Linked DNA regions of Homo sapiens: region 1 is linked to region 2. The links are chromatin contacts, found by Hi-C in ENCODE. All regions are on one chromosome and are shown on one strand. Each heading gives the region's core, a stretch centred on a gene start or an enhancer-like site at or near the end of the contact. The rest is flanking DNA. Distances are from core to core; before and after follow the strand shown.

Evidence for each region. A loop is a pair of places that touch in the nucleus more often than their neighbours do. Pooled maps may share reads with other maps.
Region 1: a map of gastrocnemius medialis shows a loop between it and region 2 (4-fold over the local background). The contact joins the promoter of FARS2-AS1 here to the enhancer-like site in region 2. A Hi-C loop is called at or near these places in 4 of 168 maps with a recorded cell type or tissue (gastrocnemius medialis, heart right ventricle and psoas muscle) and 2 of 50 pooled maps.

The regions. Positions count from the first base shown.
Region 1 is chr6:5,454,859-5,461,177 of GRCh38, forward strand. It overlaps FARS2-AS1 (FARS2 antisense RNA 1), which reads right to left and starts at 3,217. Exons shown (of 2, transcript NR_125848.1): 1 at 3,036-3,217. The region is part of intron 4 of FARS2 (phenylalanyl-tRNA synthetase 2, mitochondrial); the gene reads left to right. RefSeq lists an enhancer at 1,855-2,841.
Region 2 is chr6:5,761,267-5,767,756 of GRCh38, forward strand. All of the region lies in intron 6 of FARS2 (phenylalanyl-tRNA synthetase 2, mitochondrial), which reads left to right. Among named protein-coding and RNA genes, the nearest start is that of NRN1, 240 kb to the right of the region's middle. RefSeq lists an enhancer at 3,129-3,318. Within about 2 kb of position 3,230, at least 7 of the 41 ENCODE cell types and tissues checked have a DNase peak (open chromatin) inside an H3K27ac peak, as active enhancers do; they include gastrocnemius medialis, heart right ventricle and psoas muscle, where a contact is called at or near this core.

The DNA of each region.
Region 1 (6,319 bases), core at 1,967-4,466, 310 kb before region 2:
TTCCTTTGCTGGGACTGCCTGGGCACATCTGATGACCCTGTGACCCACTCCAGTAGCACCTGCATGTCTTGTTCACAGCAGGCATCACCACTGTAGTAAACCAATTGTGATTATGTCTTTATTTAATGTCATTGATTCTAGCTTCCCCTTCCCAAGACTGCAAGTGCCCTGAGGACAAGGACCTTGTTGGTCATAGACTGCTGACCCACCAGCATCTAGCACGATACCTGGCACAGAGCGGGTGGTCACGTGTACTTGTTTTTGATGTCATTGTGAGGAGATTTCCTTTTCCGGTTTTCATTCAAAACCGTCTTGGTTATTGCTTATTTGTTTCTTACCCTGCAGATGGTTACCAAGCAGCTTTTTGATTTTTAAATCTTTGCAGAAGATTCCAAAAAGCCCCTCCAAAGATGACACAAGCCTCTATTTTATTGCCTTTCAAAATATATACACTTTTATTGCCAAGGGAAAATTTTTGAAGCTTGGGTATGTGTTAGTCTCCAGGGAAGCAGCAGGGACGGCCAGATTGTGAGAGTGTTAGTGGAGTAATGTCTGATGTAGTTTACTGAGCAATTTCAAAGCAGAGTAATGGAGGTAATCTCAGAAATTCTAAGCAGCAGCGTTGTAAATGCACAGAGAGAGAGTGTTGCTTTCATTTCATTGACCTGAAATCAGCTTGTTTCCCCCATCCTACTTCTAATTTGTTTTTATTACCTTAATATCCTGTGTCATGGAGGTTCTAAACATCTTTAGAATAAAATTCTTTGGAGATCTATAAACTGCTGCTTTCTAATTTCATTGCTCTTAATTATAGGTCATTGAAAATGCAAAAAACAGAAGTAATGTAGGATAGTAGAAAGAGCTTTATACTCAGCATCGGAGGCCTGGACAATAGTTTTTTAACTAACTGATTACTGTCTGGCTGACTGTTTGCCCTAGAGGAATCCTTTGACATCTCTGAGCCTCAGTTTCTCATCTATAAAAGGAAGCTATTAGAAATGGTATTTAAGATTATTTATTATCTCAGTTTATACTCCCTCCATGCATCAAGCTTCATTTGTTCACTTAACAAACAAGGCTGGGCGCGGTAGCTTATGCCTGTAATCCCAGCACTTTGAGAGGCCAAGTCAAGCAAATTGCTTGAGCCCAGGAGTACAAGACCAGCCAGGGAAACGTGGTGAAACCCTGTCTCTCCAAAATTACAAAAATTAGCCAGGCACATTAGCGTGCATCTGTAGTCCAGCTACTTGGAGGGCTGAGGCAGGAGGATTGCTTGAGCCTGGAGGTCGAGGCTGCAGTGAGCTGTGATTGTGCCACTGCATTCCAGCCTGGGTGACAGAGCAAGACCCTGTCTCAAAAAAAAACAAAAAGCAAAAAATAAACAAATATTTATTGTATGCCTACTATGTGCCAGGTACTCTCCCAGGTGCTTGAGATACAGCAGAGTACAAACAAAGCCGTGTTCTTGTCCTCCTACAGCTTGCATTCACGCAGCATTTGAAGGGCTTACTATTTAGTCCCAATTTATGAAAGGTTCTGTGTGATTAAAGGCTGTGGCTGGAGAATATGTTGAATAAAGAGATGGGCAGGGTTGGCCAGGCACGGTGGCTCACGCCTGTAATCCCAACACTTTGGGAGGCCGAGGCAGGCGGATCACGAGGTCAGGAGTTCGAGGCCAGCCTGGCCAACATGGTGAAACCCCACCTCTACTAAAAGCACAAAAAATTAACCAGGCTTGGTGGTGCGTGCCTGTAAGCTCAGCCTCATGAGGCTGAGGCAGGAGAATTGCTTGAACCTGGGAGGCGGAGGTTGCAGTGAGCCGAGATGGCATTATTGCACTCCAGCCTGGGCAACACAGCGAGACTCCATCTCAAAAAAAAAAAAAAAAAAGAGATGGGCAGGGTCATTAGCAGGCAGGATTGAAAAGATTGGAAAGTGAGGCTCCATCTTACCTTGGCTGGTGAAAATGGCTCCCTCAGGGCATTGCTCATGACCCCCAAACCGTCCACAGAAGGAAAGGATATTCCTGTCCCTAGCCCTGTCCAGCTACCAAAACAACAGCAGGGAAAGGGAGGCCGAGGGTAGCCCACTTACCTCGCCTTGGTAAGGGTCTCCCCTGCTGTTGGATTTAGCTTCCAGTTGTGTCATTTCAAATGCCCGTGATCCTCTACTGTGTGCAAGACAAAAGTACGAATACTTGCTTGTCCAGCCAGGCCCCGAGCCACCCTCCTCCCTTTCCCCTACATATGTCCACGTCAGTGGGCAAGCTGGCAGCCCGGTGTCTCCAGCACATGGGGTGCACCCTGTCTCATCTGCAGGCCATTGTGTGTGTGTTCACAGTTCAGAAGCTGACTCACTATCTCTGCCTGCCAACATCCTCCACCACACCCACCTCCCACCCCTATGGTCAGGGGGCATGGGTATTGAATGGCAGTGCCATCAGAGCTTGCCAGCACCCTGTCACCCAATTCTCGGCCACTGGGATCAGAGATTATTTCTTCCTCCCTGAATCTCTCAGTCCCTGCTGCACCATCCACAGCTGCGGGGGAAGGGCTGGCCGACGTTTTTGATCTTGTTTTCCGTGCCTATCACAATGCCTGTCACATACCAGATCCCCTGAAATTGTTTGTTGAGCAGACTGTTATCATAATCTCCTGTGATATTTACCACATTTTACCTTTTGACATGGTTATTTGAGAATATTTTTAAACTTTCTAGGTCTGAGCTCTTTGATAGCAGGGCCTGTGTTTTATTTATTTTTTAATCTCCTAAAGCACCTGGTTCTTGGACTCCATGAATATTTAATAGCCTGAAATAAACAGAATTTAATTCCTGGATAGTTGAATTTGAGAGGTGGAAATAAACATAGGGTTTTTATTTCTGTTTCTCTCAGGGGAAACTGAGTCAAAGAAAAATAAGTAACTCACAAGCTGATGTGTCAACCAAGGCTATAAATCCAGGGAGAAATTCAGCAATAGAAGAGCATTGTAATATTAGAAAGCTTCCAGATCTCCCCACTCAGGAGTATTTCCTACCTGTAACACACAGATCCGTCGTACAAATTATGCTTTGTTTGCTGAAAAGCCTCCTGAAGCTGAATGGGTTTACTTTGGCATCAGCGGAGGCCATGATTGAGGGCGGAGATGAGACATTGGATCGCTCTTGTGTGGCTTCCGCATGGCCGTCGTGGTTCCTCTGCCCAGCCCTCTCCTGCGAGGGACTCGATCAGCTCCAGGGCGCAGCTTGTGTGTCTGCTCCCATGGCCAAGTCCCCTTGGCTCCCTTCCCCTTGGCTCTGGTTTGGCTTGACTCTGCCTTCTGCTCCTCAGGTCTGTCTAGGTTTAGTCCTGTGTAATCATTTGCAGCAAAGCCTGCCCATGACTGGAAATGCAGTCCTGGCTTGGCAGGAAAGGGGTTTGTGCAAGAGCTGGCTGTACCTGTGTCTGAAACACCTGAGGCCCTTCCAGGGCTAGGGATGCAAGAAGCCTAGGCTGGCAAAGCTGGCCTTCCTGCCAGGGCTGAGGAGCACTGGAGCCCTAGAAGGGGACTGCTGTCCAGCCCCTTGGCCAGCCAGAGCAAGGGCCACTGTAGTCAAACATGAATTCACAAATGGGAAGAGCAGGAGGTGACTCAGATCCACCTCCCCCATAACTGCTAATCATAGTGAATTATTAAGAGCATAAAATCAGGATCTTGTTTCCCACATAGAGATCAGGCCCATCAGCCCTGAGCAGTTATATAATCCACCTCATACACGTGGATAATATTGAGACTGGCACTTCCAAGCAGAAGCCTGCTAAATAAGGACATGTTTGTTGTTTCTTCTACCTCATCAAAATGTCTGTTTCTTATTCCTAAGAATGGCAGGGAGTAAAGGATTATTTATTTCCCTTGATATTTTTCATTTCAAGAATCAACATGGGCAGGTTTACAGTGTTCACAAACATGCTGGTAGCAATTTGATTGCAGGAAGAATGAAATTTTGCCAGGCAAGTGCAGATTTGTCTGTTGTGGTGAGAAGGGCCATCCATGACTGTACAAATGGTGCCATTCTACCCTGAAGATACATTTTAACAAGGATGGTGGTAGTAGTTTTTATTCTTTTGTTCTCTCAGATGCATTCCATTAAAATTAAAGCATGAAATATATTAATTTGATGAAATGGATTTGTTTCCACTTGATGTGTTGCTTTGTGAAACGTTAACATTGTCTCTTAATGTTCAACAGAACTGATGACACTGGTCCATGTGGCCAGCATGGAGGGAAACATGATTCCTCTGAGAGCAGTCTAATAATCCGTGTCTTGGACCTGCATTACTTCTAAGAAAAACAAATTAGTTTAACATATTTCTAGAAATGGAAACTCTTGGATACATCAGAAACAAATTTGAATTTAGGCAATCTAATTAACCTTTAGCTAAAAATGTTGGTATTTTCACAACTCTTTTGGACAGAGTTCGTTGTTAGTGGTTGCTTCAAACTTTTTTTCCAGATCTTTTATCTCTAAAAAGCAATTTATGATTTTTTTTTTGACCCTAGTATACTGGGATGTCTTTTCGATTTGATTTTCTTATATTATTCTGGCTCCACTTTTGTGGGAACTTCTTTCCTTTCCTCTTTTGTGCTGTTGGCTCAGTGACCCAGCCACCTTTGTGGGCGGTGGTGGAATGTGCTCCGGTTGCCTGCTGCCCATGTCGGTGTGCCCAGAGCGGGAGGGACATCATTTTGACCACAGCACTTTGGCCTTAGAATGATGCAGAGACTCCATGTCACTGCCTGTTCCTCTTGCTTTACTCTTTTTAAAAAAAGACTTCTATTCTTTCCATTAAAGTTTACTCCCTTTCTAGCTTAAGGAGTCAAATCATTCTGCAAAGTTTAGTGCCAAGCCCCAGCAGTCTCCTGTATGCCTTTCCCTTTTCCCCACCTCCCTCCACCTTCCTATTTCTTCCTCCTTAGAGGCTGCCAGTTTCAACTGTTTGACATCTGAGTCTTTGGAATCATTCTCTGTATCTCTAAGTAACATGTTCGTATTGCTGCTCCTTGATTTCTTTCCGCTTTAAATATTCTCCTTTGACCATGCAACGTGAAATATGAGGACTTAGCCATGTCTTCCCTACCCTAACACCAAACCAACCAAAAGGCAGCCTTTTCATTCATCTAACTTCTCTGCAGTTAGAGCGTGTTTTGGGATAGATCGGTGCTCTGCATTAGGTTATTTTGACTGATGCTATCCACAGGTAAAATATTTAGTAAACTGTAATTACCTTTTCTCTTTCACATAACTTTTTCTTCAGTCTTTTTTTGTCTGCTTAGTTTTCTGTATGCTTTTCAATAATGCAAACACATACTCTCTGCAAATTGCCTGAACTGACTCTCAATACATTCACATACATCGCTCTTTTTGTTTGATCTTTTGGAGATGTCTGTCCCAGAGCCTCTGACCTGCCCCTGCCTAGGCAGGCTGTTCTTTTATCGTATAGGTATACTGCTTCCTGTGTCTTCCTGTGTATTATGTTTTTCAGGCGTTCAGTTGGAGGGCCAGAAACCACACTAGCTATTTTAAACAGAAAGAGACTTAAAACAGATATTAGGTGCTTTCTAAATTATTGGAAGGGCTGGAGGAGTGGGCTTGAGACTAGGTTTCCAGCAATGCTCCAGAACCACACAGCTGCCCTGGCCTGCCAGGGGTGTTGCTTTATCTGCCACTTTGGGATGGGAGGGAGTCAGGAGGCCGCCTCTGTGACTATTCACTTCAAGAACATTCTGCTGTAGCTGCAGTCCAAGGATCAGAACCTTACATTGCAGCTACTGCCTCTTGATACCCATGAAGCTGGTGACTGACTGCTGGAGTACTTATAGAACAATCCAGTAGCCCTCTACATGCCGACCAGGAGAACGAGCCAAGCTGCAGAATGATGGCCTCCACCTTCACTTCTCAAGTCTTACTTGAGTACATCTAATTGGAGAAACCTAATTTACTCAAGGAACTCAGTTGTCAGGAAGGCCAGGAAATGTGGTGTTTAGCTTTGTGGATTCTGTAGTACAGAAAGGCAGATGGGAGTGGAAATGAATGCTGAGTGCCATTCCACCATACACACCACACCAGGGCTGTGTGTGTGTGTGTGTGTTTGTGTATGTGTGTGTGTTTATGGGCTTGTTTTGATGGACTGCAGACATTTTAAAGTCTTTTTTTTTTTTTGAGTCACGGTATCACTCTGTCATTTAAGTTGGAGTGCAGTGGCATGATCTCAGCTCACTGGAACCTTTGCCTCCCAGGCTCAAGCAGTCCTCCCACCTCAGCCTCCCGAGTAGCTGGTACT
Region 2 (6,490 bases), core at 1,980-4,479:
TATGGACCCCAAGTGGATTGTAATATAGCCTAATCCTTCTTTCTGTAACTTTGAGATACATCTTCCCCTCACACTACCACTGTGTCATGCACAGAACAGCCACTCCATGAATATGTATGTATTGATCAAGCAGTTCGTATACCTGTTTGTGTCTCCTGCAATGTCCACCTCAGCACAGAACAAATAAATGCTGATCAATTGCTTGAGTTGGAAACGTAGCACTTCACCTGCCACAGATCTTCTGTTCTGTTACCTGACTCATCCACCAAAGTGTCGACACGATTGGGAGGCTGCCTTGTAACAGTACAGAGTTAAAGTTAGCTCTGTTGACTTTGGCTCTGCAGACTAAGCCAGAGAGAAAAATAAAATCTCTTCCAAATTTTCCACACAAACGAAAAGCACAGGGCTTTGGAAATATGTGCAAAATGAGACATTACTTCTTGTTAGAAATGTAAAAGGATGGCTCAGAAGATAATGGAATAGTTGAAAAGAATGTGTTAAATATGGCCAGACCCTGCCATAGCATTAAGAGTGGAGGATCTAAAAAAAAAAAAAAAAAAAAGAGGCATTTGTATACAATGCAAGGTATCTTCATTGCTAAGCTAATGAAATCATGAAGATGCTCCATCCAGGGAGGGCAGAAACCAATCACATGAGACTCATTGCAGCCCCCCTGCTGTGTGCACACCAGTGAGCTGTTGTCTGTTTTGTTTTGTTTTTCAATATAATGTGGGTTCCCAACTTGCATTTCTAGTAATAATCACTGGGCATCATGTGTTCAGGGTTCATCTATGTTGTAGCATGTATCATATCAGTGATCCATCTGTACAGACGAGGAAGTTGAGGCTCAGATAATTTGTCTAAGGTCATTCAGGTCTTTCTGTGTGGGCTGAAGTAGAGGTGGATAACCTTCAGCTGCCTGAATAATAATACCAACTGTTAACTGTTAGCATGAACAACACTTAACACTTTACCTATACATTTTTTTCATTCAATTCCTTCAAAAACTCTTGTTAGTTCATGATCTATATTTTAGAAGGAGAACCTGGACTAGAAATTAAGAACTAGCCCAAGACTCTGTAACTGAGAAGTGGTAAAGCTGGGCGAGTCTGCATCCCAAGTCTCTCCATAAGAGAGTCCATTAGATTTCCCCGGAGCAGTTATTGTCATATACACACGCATGCAAGGACCAAGGAGCTCGGCCACATCCCGCAGGAGGTGCTTGGCAGGAGACACTCACTGGGAAGTACCAGGAGAAGTCACAGGGAGTGATGGGAATAAAAACCTGGGGGTGTTTTGAAACATCCCTGAGGACTTGGCGAGTATTTGATGTTAAAAAGCATTTCTTGCCTGCAAAACACGTGTCTCTAAGGAACTCTTACGTTGCCGACGTGTGCTGGCTAGGAGCTGGGCCCGGCGGGGGAGGCCCTCTCTCTCTCTGCCTCTGGCCCTGCCTCCATCAAGGCCTGGATTGGAGTTGTCTTTCCCAAGGCAGTAACTGTCAGAGGAACCATCTGGACTGGTTTCTTGTGACTGACTCTGAGGAACAGAAATCCCTCTGGGAGGAAATCACAGGCACAGCAGCAGCAGGGAGCGGCAACACTGGTGTTCACTGGCTGGGAGCTGGGGGAGGCACCGCTCAGAATGGCCCCACAGGAGCGTCAGGCCCAGGACAGACCGTTGTGAGAACGAGGAGGAGAACCTCCTCTCCTCCTCTGGGGAGTGCGTGTATGGTATTTGCGAAATAACAAAGGGAATAGATGGAGGGGGCGAAGAAGTGTCCAGAGCATTGTTAACTGATGGAGCCCCATCATCTGCACGATGGCTTTCTCAGTGGGCCCTGCCACGCTGCACTTTGCCCTCATTAGGCCAGCGTGCTTCCCTCCGGCTCCCATCGCTCATATCATGGGCCCATCCTAGCCTTGCCCTTTCTTCCTGTGCAGGCTCTGGGAATGCTGGAGGATTGCTTGAGCCTAGGAGTTTGAGATTGGCCTGGGCAACATAGCGAGACCCTGTCTCTACATGAAATCAAAAAATTAACTAGATGTGGTGGTGCATGCCTGTGGTCCCAGCTTTTCAGGAGGCTGAGGTGGAAGGATTGCTTGAGCCCAGAAGGTCGAGGCTGCAGTGAGCCATCATTGTGCCACTGCCACTGCACTCCAGCCTGGGTGACAGAGCAAGACCATGTCTCAAATAAATAAATAAATAAAAGGATCTCTTCTGTCTTCTGAGGTGACTCCTAGGATTCTAGAGCCAGAAGGAGCCTCAGAGCACATTTATTCCACTCCTGTCACTGGGGGCAAAAATGAGGCCAGTAGAGGTTAAATGACTCGCCCAGATTCACACAGTCATCACAGGAGCTTGGGCTGGCACCCAGGCCTCCTGCCTCCAGGCCTGTGTCCTCTTCTTGCATTAAGCCCAGAGCAGTTCATTAGGAAAACCGTATAGAGTCATGAGACCCTAAGTCTCATGATCAGAATTTCATCTTCTCTTCCCTTTTGGTTTTTTTTTTTTTTTTTTAACATAGAGAAGGTAAAGGGGGAAAATGATTTACTTAGTTTCCAGACCACTTATTTAAATCCTGCCCAATCTGACTTCCACTCCTCACTTCACTGTTGCAGCCAAAGCTAACTAATGCATCCGTGCTCCAGGGGAAGGAATCTCTTCCCATCCTCAGTCCAAAGTCAGAGTCCAAACTCTGAGGAGGGTAAAAGAAACACAGGAAATACAAGTCCCTCACCCCCACAGCCTCATTACACTCTCCAATAAGCCACAGGAGTAAAGGAGGAAGATGGGGCGGATGCGTAGGTATGGAGCGCCTACTCTGGGTGGCTGGCTCTGTATTAACACTCTACACGCCCCCTCATTCAGTCCTCACAAACCCTGGAAAGCAAGTTTTGTTCGCCTCACTCTGCAGATGGAGTTATTGAGGCGAGAAGGGTGATGTAAGCTGCCCAGAGTCGCACAGCTAGCAAAGGGCAGAGCAGGAATTAGAACCAAGTTTCTCTAGCTGCAAAGTCTGGTTCTCCACTCCACCATGCCCATTCACTTCTATATTTTCAGGAGAGGCCATGGAACCTGTCCTCACTTCCTCCTCCTCCTCCTGCCTTACTGTGCCTCTTGCCCGAGTCCAGCCCTACCCACTAAAGCATTGCACGTATTGACCCTCGCAGCCATGCACAGTGCCTCTGACGTGGGCAGCTCCAGACTGAGCTTCTGCATCAGACAAGCAGGAGACAGATGAGGAGTGAGCCGGGGAAACCCAGTGTTTGTTACTCTGAAAATGGAAGCTGCCCCGTGACAGCATCTTCTCTCCCGTTGAGTAATCCCTGCATGAATAGATGGCAGCTGCAGTGACTGCTGGTCATATGTGATCTATTCTGGGAGGTGTTGAGCGCACCATCCAAGAACATGAAGTCGCTGCTCTGTCACAGATGGAGAAGCAGACTATTGTGGATGTTGCAGGAGCTGGGATTTGGCTGGATCCCCTGGAAAGGTTTTATTTTGAGTGCAGAGCCTGTTTGGTTGCCAGGGTAAACCAAGTGGTTGTATGATAGAGGAATTCCAACCCTCGCTAACACTCTGACCCCTTGTGCCAGCTTTCCAATAAGGCTTGAGAGTTCTTTAGAAAATCTCCTTCTTGGCACACTTTGAACTGGAGAGCAGTGACACTCTTGGCAGTGCTTTTGGTACTTGTTAGTTGTATCACTTAAGTTGATCGGGAAAAGAAAATAATCACTGGGGAGGGACCCCTTTTAAACATTTATAGTTTTGAGAATGCTTCACTGATCCAGCCCTGACTATACTCAGCACCTATACATCCTTGTCTTTGGTCTAGGGGCTCTGGTAGGAGGCGGCATTGAAATATGCCATCCCCTCCCTGCTGTTGCATTCTGCCGTCCAGCCCAGCTCTCCCATTGGCCCACACGGGGCTGCCCCTCTGGCCCTGGCTCTCGGCTTCCACACAAGCAGCTACTCTTGTACAGGATGGTAAAGTTAGGTGGCATTCACACTGGAGCAGGGACCAGGATCCAAGTGAAAGTAAGTTTCAGGAAAAGCTTGAGTCATGTTTCCAGTTTCAAGAGCCAGGCTGAATCTCTCAGAAGGGGAGCTGACGGGCGGCAGTGGGAGAGTGGAAGAGGTGGGCCCTGGGCACAGCATGTACTATGGCATCGCTCATCACCTGCCAATGGCAGGGAGCGTGGGCTGTCTTATATTCTGTTTGCCCCTCTCAAGAGGTAAGCTCCTAGCAGGCAGGATAACCTGAAGCCCTCTGGTGGGCCCTGTAGTGCCGCACTGTACTAGACAAACAGCGCGTGTCAGTGTTCTCGGGGAGGTGGGAGAAATTATGCACTGAAGAGCAAATCTCGGGAGAACATGAGGTTCCACGTGGGGTGCGGTGTGGCTGACTTCATCGCCAAGCAAGTACCAGCCCCTCCTGCTGTCATGGGCGTACTAGGGAACAGTCCTTTGCTCAGCCGGCTCCTGGGTTTCTGCAGGACCTCAGCAGGCTGCTAACTCCCGGATGTGAGCTGGTTGAGGGCAGATACTGGGTCCCCTTCATGTGCTTCTCTGTGTCCAACTCAGTGACTGAAACATGCTGTTTGTTGAATAACTAAAGGAATCTATGAATAAACTGGTGACAATGGAAGCCCCAGAGGTTCAAACATTCTAAGATGCCTATACCAAAATCTTTAAAAAAAATCAAACTCTATCCAGTGACCAACTCATTTTAGCCAATACCCCAATGCAATGAAATTGTAGCACCAAAAAAATTTTTTTAGAATCTCTCTTCAAACTCCTTATAATGGGATTTGACCTCTCAGACTTAGTAATGGGCAATCTGGTTTACTTTGCCTATGAGTAGAAGCTGTGAAGTACATAAAAGAGAACTTTTGTTTGCCTCTAAAACTCCAGGTAGTCAGTGCAGCCTGTTCTGTCCTTCGGGGCAGGCTTCTTGTCCTGATGAGTGTGCCTGCGTGAGTTGGGGGAGGACAGTAGCAACCTCGTGGTGCCCACCCCGGCCCCCATGCTCTTACCCTTCCTTTCTTACCCTTGCAGCCATCCCATTTTCCCAGCCAGCTGTCTGGCTTCCCAGACCACCTTTTAATGCCCCTATAAGCAGGAAAGACATTAAATCGTCTGTGCCCCAGGCACAGCCCACCCCACTCACAGTCATTCTTCCTGTCCAGCTGTGCCCTCTGTTGGTGGAAGGGCAGAGCCAGAGAGGAGCATGGGCTCATTCCATCTCATTTTTTAACAGAACAGTTAAAAGAAATTACTCTTCTCCATAACTTGCAAACCTTGTCACTTCTTAGAGGACATTGGGATTAAAGGAAGAGGGTGACAGTTAATAGCTGGGCTCTGAAACCAGATTTCCTAGTTTTTATTATTTTAATTGAGGAAAAATTGACATAACATTAACCATTTTTTAAAGTGTACAATTCAGTGGTATTTAGTATGAGAACAGTGTTGTGCAACCATCACCTCTATCTAGTTGTAAAATATGTCATTACCCCAAAGGAAAACCATATCCCTATGAAGCAGTCTCCCCTATGACCCCTGGTAACCATCAGTCTGCCTTCTATCTCTATAGATTCCCCTTTTCTGGATATCTTCTGTAAATGGAATTGTACAATATGTGTTCTATTGCATCTGGCTTTCTTCACTTCTGTTCTTGAGGTTCATCCACATTCCATCTAGTATCCATCCATGTATCAGTACTTCATTCCTTTTTATGGCTAAATAATATTCCATTGTGTGGATATACCACATTTTGTTAATCCATCCAAAAAAAATTTTTTTTTCAGACTGAGTCTCACTCTATTGCCCAGGCTGGAGTGCAGTGGGGCGATCTCCACTCACTGCAACCTCCACCTCCCAGATTCAAGCCATTCTTGTGCCTCAGCCTCCCAAGTAGCTGGAATTACAGGCGCCCTCCACCACACCTGGCTAATTTTTGTATTTTTAGTAGAGACGGGGTTTCACCATGTTGGCCAGGCTGGTCTCAAACTCCTGACCTCAAGTGATCCACCCGTCTTGGCCTCCCAAAGTGCTGGGATTACAGGCATGAGCCACCGCGCCCGGCCAATCCATCCAGATATTAGTGGACATTTTCATCTTTTGGCAATTGTGAATAATACTGCTATGAACATTCTTGGACAGGTTTTTGTTTCAACACATGCTATCAATTCTCTAGGATATATTCCTAGGAGTAGAATTGCTGGATTATATGGTAATTCTGTGTTTAACTTTTTGAGGAACCACCATACTGTGGTTTGTACTATTTTACATTCCCACCAGATTGCTTAGTTTTGAATCCAGCCCTGCCACTTACTTGTTAGCTGTGTGAGCATAGGTAAGTTACTTATGGTCTTTGTGCCTCAGTTTCCTCATCTGTATAATGGGTCAGTAATGCTGTTTACTCAATGGGGTTATGATACTTAAAAGAGGTGGTGTATGTGAATGCCTCAGAACAGTAACGGGTGTA